3 separate regions of the Homo sapiens genome follow, and regions 1 and 3 are each linked to region 2. A link is a loop called in an ENCODE intact Hi-C map of the cell type or tissue named here. Cell type or tissue: chondrocyte. All regions are shown on one strand. Region 1 overlaps PALD1 (phosphatase domain containing paladin 1). Region 2 has its middle 16 kb from the start of ADAMTS14. Region 3 has its middle 27 kb from the start of PRF1.

What was found. Peaks named below come from ENCODE experiments on the same cell type or tissue, not always from the same donor. Only the 100,000 strongest peaks of a DNase experiment are listed, where the experiment ranks them.
Region 1: it touches region 2 in a loop (4-fold over the local background); 5 of 110 quality-filtered maps call a loop at or near these places.
Region 3: it touches region 2 in a loop (2.2-fold over the local background); 6 of 110 quality-filtered maps call a loop at or near these places.

The regions. Positions count from the first base shown.
Region 1 is chr10:70,550,282-70,552,781 of GRCh38, reverse strand. All of the region lies in intron 18 of PALD1 (phosphatase domain containing paladin 1), which reads right to left. Among named protein-coding and RNA genes, the nearest start is that of PRF1, 51 kb to the left of the region's middle. In chondrocyte, CTCF peaks have their summits at 952 and 1,155; DNase peaks (open chromatin) are centred at 523 and 1,638.
Region 2 is chr10:70,655,466-70,657,965 of GRCh38, reverse strand. No RefSeq gene overlaps it. Among named protein-coding and RNA genes, the nearest start is that of ADAMTS14, 16 kb to the left of the region's middle. In chondrocyte, no CTCF peak of the experiment used is centred here; a DNase peak (open chromatin) is centred at 1,285.
Region 3 is chr10:70,574,210-70,576,709 of GRCh38, reverse strand. No RefSeq gene overlaps it. Among named protein-coding and RNA genes, the nearest start is that of PRF1, 27 kb to the left of the region's middle. RefSeq lists an enhancer at 238-367. In chondrocyte, no CTCF peak of the experiment used is centred here; a DNase peak (open chromatin) is centred at 1,089.

The DNA of each region.
Region 1 (2,500 bases), 110 kb after region 2:
AACATCTAAACATTGACCAGATGTTTGCTGGTAAGTAGCGACTGTCCATTGTTTAAGAGGCAATCATGGCGGTGTGACTGCCTTCTTTAAAAGATCCCCCTTCTTTAGAGGTACGTACTGAAATATGCACAGAAGAAGTAACATGAGGACTGCGATGTGCTTTAAAATAATTCAGTGAGAGCTCGGAGGGCTTGAGATAAAATAAGACTGGCTGAGATGGGTACTTACTGCAGCTGGGAGGTGGGCACATGAGGGCTGAGGAAATTATGCTCTCTGCTTTGAAATTTTCTGTTTGAAACATTCCAAAATACTTAAAAATATAAGTTCCTAAGTTTTGACTCATTCAGTAATTCTACTTCTAAGTATCAGCTTTACAAAAATAATCCACACAACGGAAAAGCCACATGCGCTACGAGGTCCACATCACCCCCCATCCCAGAAGACGACAGGAAAGAATGTGAAGGGCCGCGCGTGCTACACACAGCAACAGCATGAGAAACAGTACTTCCACTCACTGCATGGAATGTGAACACGGAATGCGATGATGTAAGGGCTCCTCAGCAAACACGACAAAATGCCCAGAAGCCGGAGCTGTTGCTTAATTTTGCCTCTCTCTGCCCTACGAGAACGTCAGCTCTGCGCACCTTTCATCACCGGTCCCTACTCAGTGTCCGCCCAGGGCCCAGCACTGAGGCAGCACATGCTGGCTGGGCACATGTTGAAATGCATAAACACAGCCTAGGTGAGTGGCGAGAGACGTCCCGTGGGCCTGCCACAATCACAGCTTCCAGAGAGCTGCATGCAAGTGCACGAAGCCCAGAAGGAAACGGGCAAAAGTAAAATCATCGCTGAGTTGGCAGGATTCTGGGAGACTGGGAGACTCTTTGCTCAACCTGAGCCACCTAAGCTTTTGGTACTTACTGTCCTTATTCTTGCTGTGCAACCTCAGGGTGCAGATGAAGATTCATGTACATTCTGAGCCCTCCTCTCTGATCCACAACAGGAAACTGACCTCCAAATTCTTCCACTGTTCCCAACTGAGGGCCCTGGAATAGTTTTATTGCTGAAGAAGCACAAATGCCATATCACAGGAGCTGTGTTCTTCACTGCTTATTACTAAAGTATAAGTTGACTGCTGAAGCCGGCAGGGGGCCAGGAAAAGGAAATTCACCATTTGGGGGCTCTGGGGAGTGAGGGGCAGGAAGCCAAGCAGACACATGCTGTTGAATTTCAGGATCCCAAGTGGACTCTTGGGATTTTGGAAAACTTCAGATGGGCCAAATGTGGACTGGTCCTAGAACATTCCCGGGCAAATTAAGCCGATGGAGGGGATAAAGCCCTACCCAAGCCTGAGCTCAGGTCCATTTACATCCAGAGGCTGTGGGGGATCTGACCAGGCTGATGGCACCCTCTGCATGGACAGCACCCGGCTCTGAGCAAAGAACCACAGACCCTGCTGGAGGCCACCTGGGACTTCTGGTTTGAAACCAGAGGGCAGAAGTTTAAATAAACAGCTGATACCACAGGTGAGACCCAGCTGCCAATTTCCAGAAGTCACCATTAGAGAGAAGGGGTGGTAGGGGCCGCTGCCTTTCTAGAGACTCCGCACATCTCCCTGCAGCCCACTGGGGCAACATGGATGAGATCCTTGGGTCAAGGACAACATGGTCTGGGGAGGAGCGTGGGCTGGGAGTGAAGATCGTTGCCTCTCATCCCCACTCAGCCACCAACTCACGGTGGTTAACCTGAAAAGGTTAAACACAGAATTACCATATGATCCAGCAATTCCACTCCTAGGTATATAACCAAGAGAAATGAAAACATACGTTCACACAAAAACTTGTACATGAATTTTCACAGCAACATTATTCATAATAGCCAAAAAGTTCTACAACAAACCAAATGTCCATCAGCTGATAAACAGACAGACATAATGGGATATGTCTATACAATGGAATATTATTCAGCCATACAAATGCAGTAATAATACATGCTACAACACGGATAAACCTTCAAACATTATGCTAAGTGAAAGAAGCCAGACACAAAGGACCACATGGTGTATGATTCCACTTATACGAAATGGCCAGACCATGCAAATCCACAGAGGCAGAAAGATCAGTGGCTGCCAGATGGTGGGGGAGGGGAAGCGATTGCTAGCGGGTGTGAGGTTTCTTTTTAGGGTGATGAAAAATGTTCTAAACTTGATGTGGTGCTGGATGCACAACTCTATGAATGTACTAAAAACCAGGGACTCGTGCACCATAAATAAGTGAATTGCATGGCACATGAATTGTATACATCGTGAATTGTATACATCCCCTAGTGTGGTCCCCGCCAGCATCAGTATCATCTGGGAGTGTGTTAGACCTCCAGACCTACAGAATCAGAAGCTCCAGAGTGGGGCCCAGCAGCCTGCATTTTAACAAGTCTAACATGTGATTCTGAAGCCCACTAAAGCTGGGGGCCGCTGCTTAGAATATGTGGCTCTCAGCCTTGG
Region 2 (2,500 bases):
CTTTTAATTTCCTTCAAGAACTTTTCCTTTGCATTTGTAACTGTTTGGTACAAGAGGCCTCATTTTCAGCCTTTTTCTGCTTTCCATATGCCTTCCTCACTAAGCTTCATCATGTCCAGCTTCTTATTTGAAGCAAGATATGCCACCCTTCCTTTCACTTGAACGCTTAAGGCAGCATTGTAGGGTTATTACTTGGCCTAATTCCAATATTGTTGTGTCTTGGAGAATAGGGAGGCCAAAAGAGAGGGAGAGATGAAGGAATGGCCAGTTGGTGGAGCAGTCAGAACACACACAACATTTATTGATTAAATTTGCTGTCTTAGGGGCACGGTTTGTGGCACCCCAAAATAATTACAATAGTAACATCAAAGATCAATAATTACAGATTACCATAACAGATATAATAATAATGAAAAAGTCTGAAATATTGCCAGAATTACCAAAATGTGACACAGAGACATGAAGTGAGCACATGCTGTTGGAAAAATGGCACCAATAGACTTGCTCAAAGCAGGATTGCCACAAACCTTTACTTTGTTTTTTAAAAATGGAGTATCTGCCAAGCATAATAAAGCAAAGCATAATAAAATAGATATGATTGTATACTATTGGCATTTCTGCCTTTTTCTTAGTCCCATAAACTGAAAGCCCGGAATGACCGAGAAGGCCTTATTCGCTGCACCCACTGAAAGGGCAGCCAGGTCGGAGGTGAAGTGACATTTGCTTATTTTCAGGATGACTTGCTCCCTTTCAAACTGGGAGACACAGAGGTACTCATGCTCTGCCTGAGAAATTATTGCCTTCCAAGCCCAGCTGCTCAGAGCCTTCACAAGCCCAGCTTCAAGTCATCCTAAGTTGGAAGTTGTCATCCATGTGTTCCTTTAGAACAGGGAGTTGCCTTTACTTCCCGCCCCCACCCCCCGACCACATCTGGCCATGGAGGAGGGCACAGACCCTTACTGAGCACCCACTATATATCTGGACCCATGGAAAGCACAGCCAGCCCCTCTAATTCTGCTCTCCATTTGCAAACTTTGAACTAAATTCAGATGACTTAAATGTATACCTGCTTGTGATCCATCAAGTGGTAAAGATGGTATTGTGTATGATGTGTAGCATTTCCCCAGCAGAAGAAAATACCAGCTGTGGCTGGGAGGTAGGAGGCCAGGTTCCCATCAAAACTCTGTGGTTAACTGGCTGAGTAGCTCTAGGCAGTGCCTTCCGCTCTCTGCATCCCAGCCTCATCTGAACTATGAGTGGGTGGATGAGATCACTTCTGCAAAGCCTCTGAGCCCTGCTGGTCCATGACTCAGCCCCCAGGCCTTTGCACAGGCTGTTTCCTCAGCCTAGGATGCCTTTTCCCCATGCATCCGCCTGGCAAGCTGAGTCTTCCTTTGAATCCTTTTTCAGTAGCCACTTCCTCCGTGAAGCACTCCCAGACACAGAACCATCCTGCTCTCCCACCAGAACATCATTCAGTACTCTCTCTTCTGTTCCACATCTGTACCTTGGACATAAGTCAACTGTGCTGAAAGGCACAGTAGGCTTCCTGTGCTGAAATTATTCACAGGCTTAATAACTGCAAAATAAAACCTTCAATTCAGCTTTACCTACTGTCTAGCATAGAGCCTGGGACAAAGTAGAGGCCCTATAAAGCCTTCATGAATCAACGAACACATGCATGAACTCTTTATGATTTCTTAACCCTATTCCAGTGTTAGGAGATTGCCATTATGGTCAAGAGAAAGACACACGCTTCTTGCTGAAGCATTTCTTATATGTTTCTCAAGGGCAGGTGCCATTCCTCACTCATCTTTTGTCTCACCAGGGATAGGCACTGAGTAGGTGCTCAGTAAATATGTGTCACATTGAACAATGTTGACATATGACCCCAGCCCCAGCCCTCCACACTGGGAGAGCAGTCTCTCCAGGGGGCTAAATAATTTCTCTAAGAATTTGAACTCATCATCACAAAGGGTGTGTAAATTAGGGATTAGATTTGGAAAGAAAATATCTACATTGGCACTAGTGCAGGGACCTGCAGGCCAAGCTATGGGTGACATGGTGGCATTTGCAAAGAAAACCCCACCAGCTCCAATAGTGTGCTCAGGAGTGTTACGGTGGGTAGCTAGTGAGACATGAACAGGGCAGAAGAGGGCCCCTACACCCCACCAGGAAAATCAGGCGATCATTAGGTGATGGTTAGGCAGTTGTCACACTGCCTCTCTAAAATAGTAATAGGTCTCAACCAGCACCAGGAAAAGGCATTCTGCCTGTAGATAGAAAACACCTAAAACTGGTGATCATCAGTTTCCTATAAGATCTCAGGAGCTGGGCGAGTGGGCTCAAGCACGTGCATTAAGACACGAAATGGCGGAGTTGACCTTCCAGGAGCATTCCACCAGTAAAAGGGAAGAACTCCTCGGGTGAGCATGTGTACAACTCCAGTAAACACACTGCACATGCTACCCCCCAAAGGGCTAGCAGGCCACCGTGCACG
Region 3 (2,500 bases), 81 kb after region 2:
AAGAACCAGCTCTTAGTCTGCTGGAACTGTACCATGTGAAGCTGGAAACCAGGGTGGTCATTTTCACCAAGCAGTGCCACAGCAGTGCCGGCCTTCAGAGACAAAGCAGGTGCCCAGAGAGGCTGAGACAAGGCAGAGGGTGGGTTGTTCAAGTCTGTGCAAGAAAGCTATTTGGCGAAACACCTGTGAAGAACAAAGGAGGAAACAGAAGGCAACAGGAAGGGCCTTCAAACCACAGTGTGGCTCTAATACCCACAAAAAGAGAGAGGGAAAGAGCCAGAGAAATAAAATCCTAAGCCCCTCAACTGACCAAATGGACCACCTCTTGGCCTAGGGGACCCCCGAGAAACCTTAAAAATGGAGTTCCCGGACATGATGGAACAGGAGGTTGGACAGGCCTCATTATGCCCCCTCCCCCCCTAACCATTAGGCTTTCTTCTCTAAGGGTTAAACAGAAACCACTGCTTCACGCTGGTACCAACCAACTGCCTAACACAGCCCCTCCCCTTTTGCAGCTTGACACAGCAACCGCTAAGCAGTCCCTCCTGATAAAAAAAAAAAAAAACCCTGGCCACAGAGTGGTTCTGGCCAGTCTCCAGAAGCTGCACCCAGAGGGCCTTCGTGTCCTCTGCTTCCCGTTTTAATGTAGAGGGCCTAACTGTAATATGTTTAAATGTTAAGTCTCCACCCCAAAGTGAATCTGGGACACGTGTTACATACATGTTACCCTACTACGAATGCCCTTGCCTCCCCTTTGTGAATATTCATTGCTGCTCCTATAACCTGTTGAATATGTATATCTGGACACCCTATTCAGCGTAAATCCCTGTCTTATTCTCCCCACCTTCGAAGTGTCTGTTTCTGGCTTCTGGCCAGAGGCTACGTTTCCCAGCCTGTCAGAATGACCACCCAGCAGGTTGCAACCCTTTATGAGAAATAAAGCTCTCCTTTCCAAATGTGTATGAACCTCATCTTTCCTCAGTAGACACAACAAGCCTGACACTGCAGGATAGCTCTGGGCAACTCTTGGTCAGACCAATGGGGAGGCTCCCAGCCTCGCTGCAGGATGGAGGGGCAGACACAGCCAGCTCTATATCCCTGCCCTGCTCAGTCAGCAGCCTGTGGGTGGAGTGTGCTGGATGGGGGAGCAAGGCCTTGGCACGAACACTGTGTTGGATCCAGAGGTGCAATTGCTGGAAGGTGGTCCAACTGTTCTCTCTGCAGCAGCAGCAGGTTGTCCTGAGGGGAGAAGTGAGTGGTGCACCCCTATGGAGGACACAGAGGGAGCTTCCAGGACTCCCCGGGCAGCCTCCTAGTCCCAGTCCCTGCTGCATTCCTGCCATGGTCCTCTGCTGGTCATATATATATATATATATATATATATACACACACACATATATATATATATACACACACATATATATATATATACACACACATATATATATACATATATATATACACATATATATACATATATATATACACATATATATACATATATATATATACATATATATATATATATACACATATATATATATATATATATATATATTTTTTTTTTTTTTTTTTTTGAGATAGAGTCTCTCTCTTTCACCCAGGCTGGAGTGCAGTGGCGCGATCTTGGCTCACTGCAACCTCTGCTGCCTCAGCCTCCCGAGTAGCTGGGATTACAGGTGCCTGGCACTAATTTTTATATTTTTAGTGGAGACAGGGTTTCACCATCTTGGCCAGGTTGATCTTGAACTCCTGACCTCATGATCCACCCACCTCAGCCTCTCAAATTGCTGGGATTACAGGTGTGAGCCACCGTACCATGGAGTCATATTTTTTACACTCTCCCTCTTTGCTTAAGCTAGCTGGGGCTGTTTTCTGAAATATGTCACCCAAAGGAGTCTAATTATTACCTGTACAAAGATTTGTGTTTGAAGACATTATTTGAAGTATTGTTGTAAGTTTTAACATTAAAAACCCCAATGCAAGTCTATATATCCTGTTAGAGGTTTGAATTACACAGGTGTATGCATTTGTAAAAACTCATCAAATGGGCTGGGCGCGGTGGCATACGCCTGTAATCCCAGCACTTTGGGAGGCTGAGCTGGATGGATTATTTGAGGTCAGGAGTTCAAGACCAGCCTGGCCAACATGGTGAAAACCCACCTCTACTGAAAATACAAAAATTGTTAAGTAAGATTGGCTAGGTCCAGGTTCATTCTGCCTCTGCACAGTGAATAAATCATGATGACATGGGTTTTGCAAAAGAGAAAGATTTGCAAGGGCAATACATGAGGAGGTGGGAGAACAGCTCTCAAAACCACCCCCACCCGACCCTTGAGGATAAGGCTTAAGGATATTTACAGGTAAGGGAAGTGGGATGATCTAAATCATGGGGACAGGTGATTGGCAGTGGGAAAAAAATGAAGTGACAGGTTCCTCCTGAGCAAGGGTAGTCAGGCTTCACGGCACTTCACAGGGCACATGCAACAAAAATGGTGGC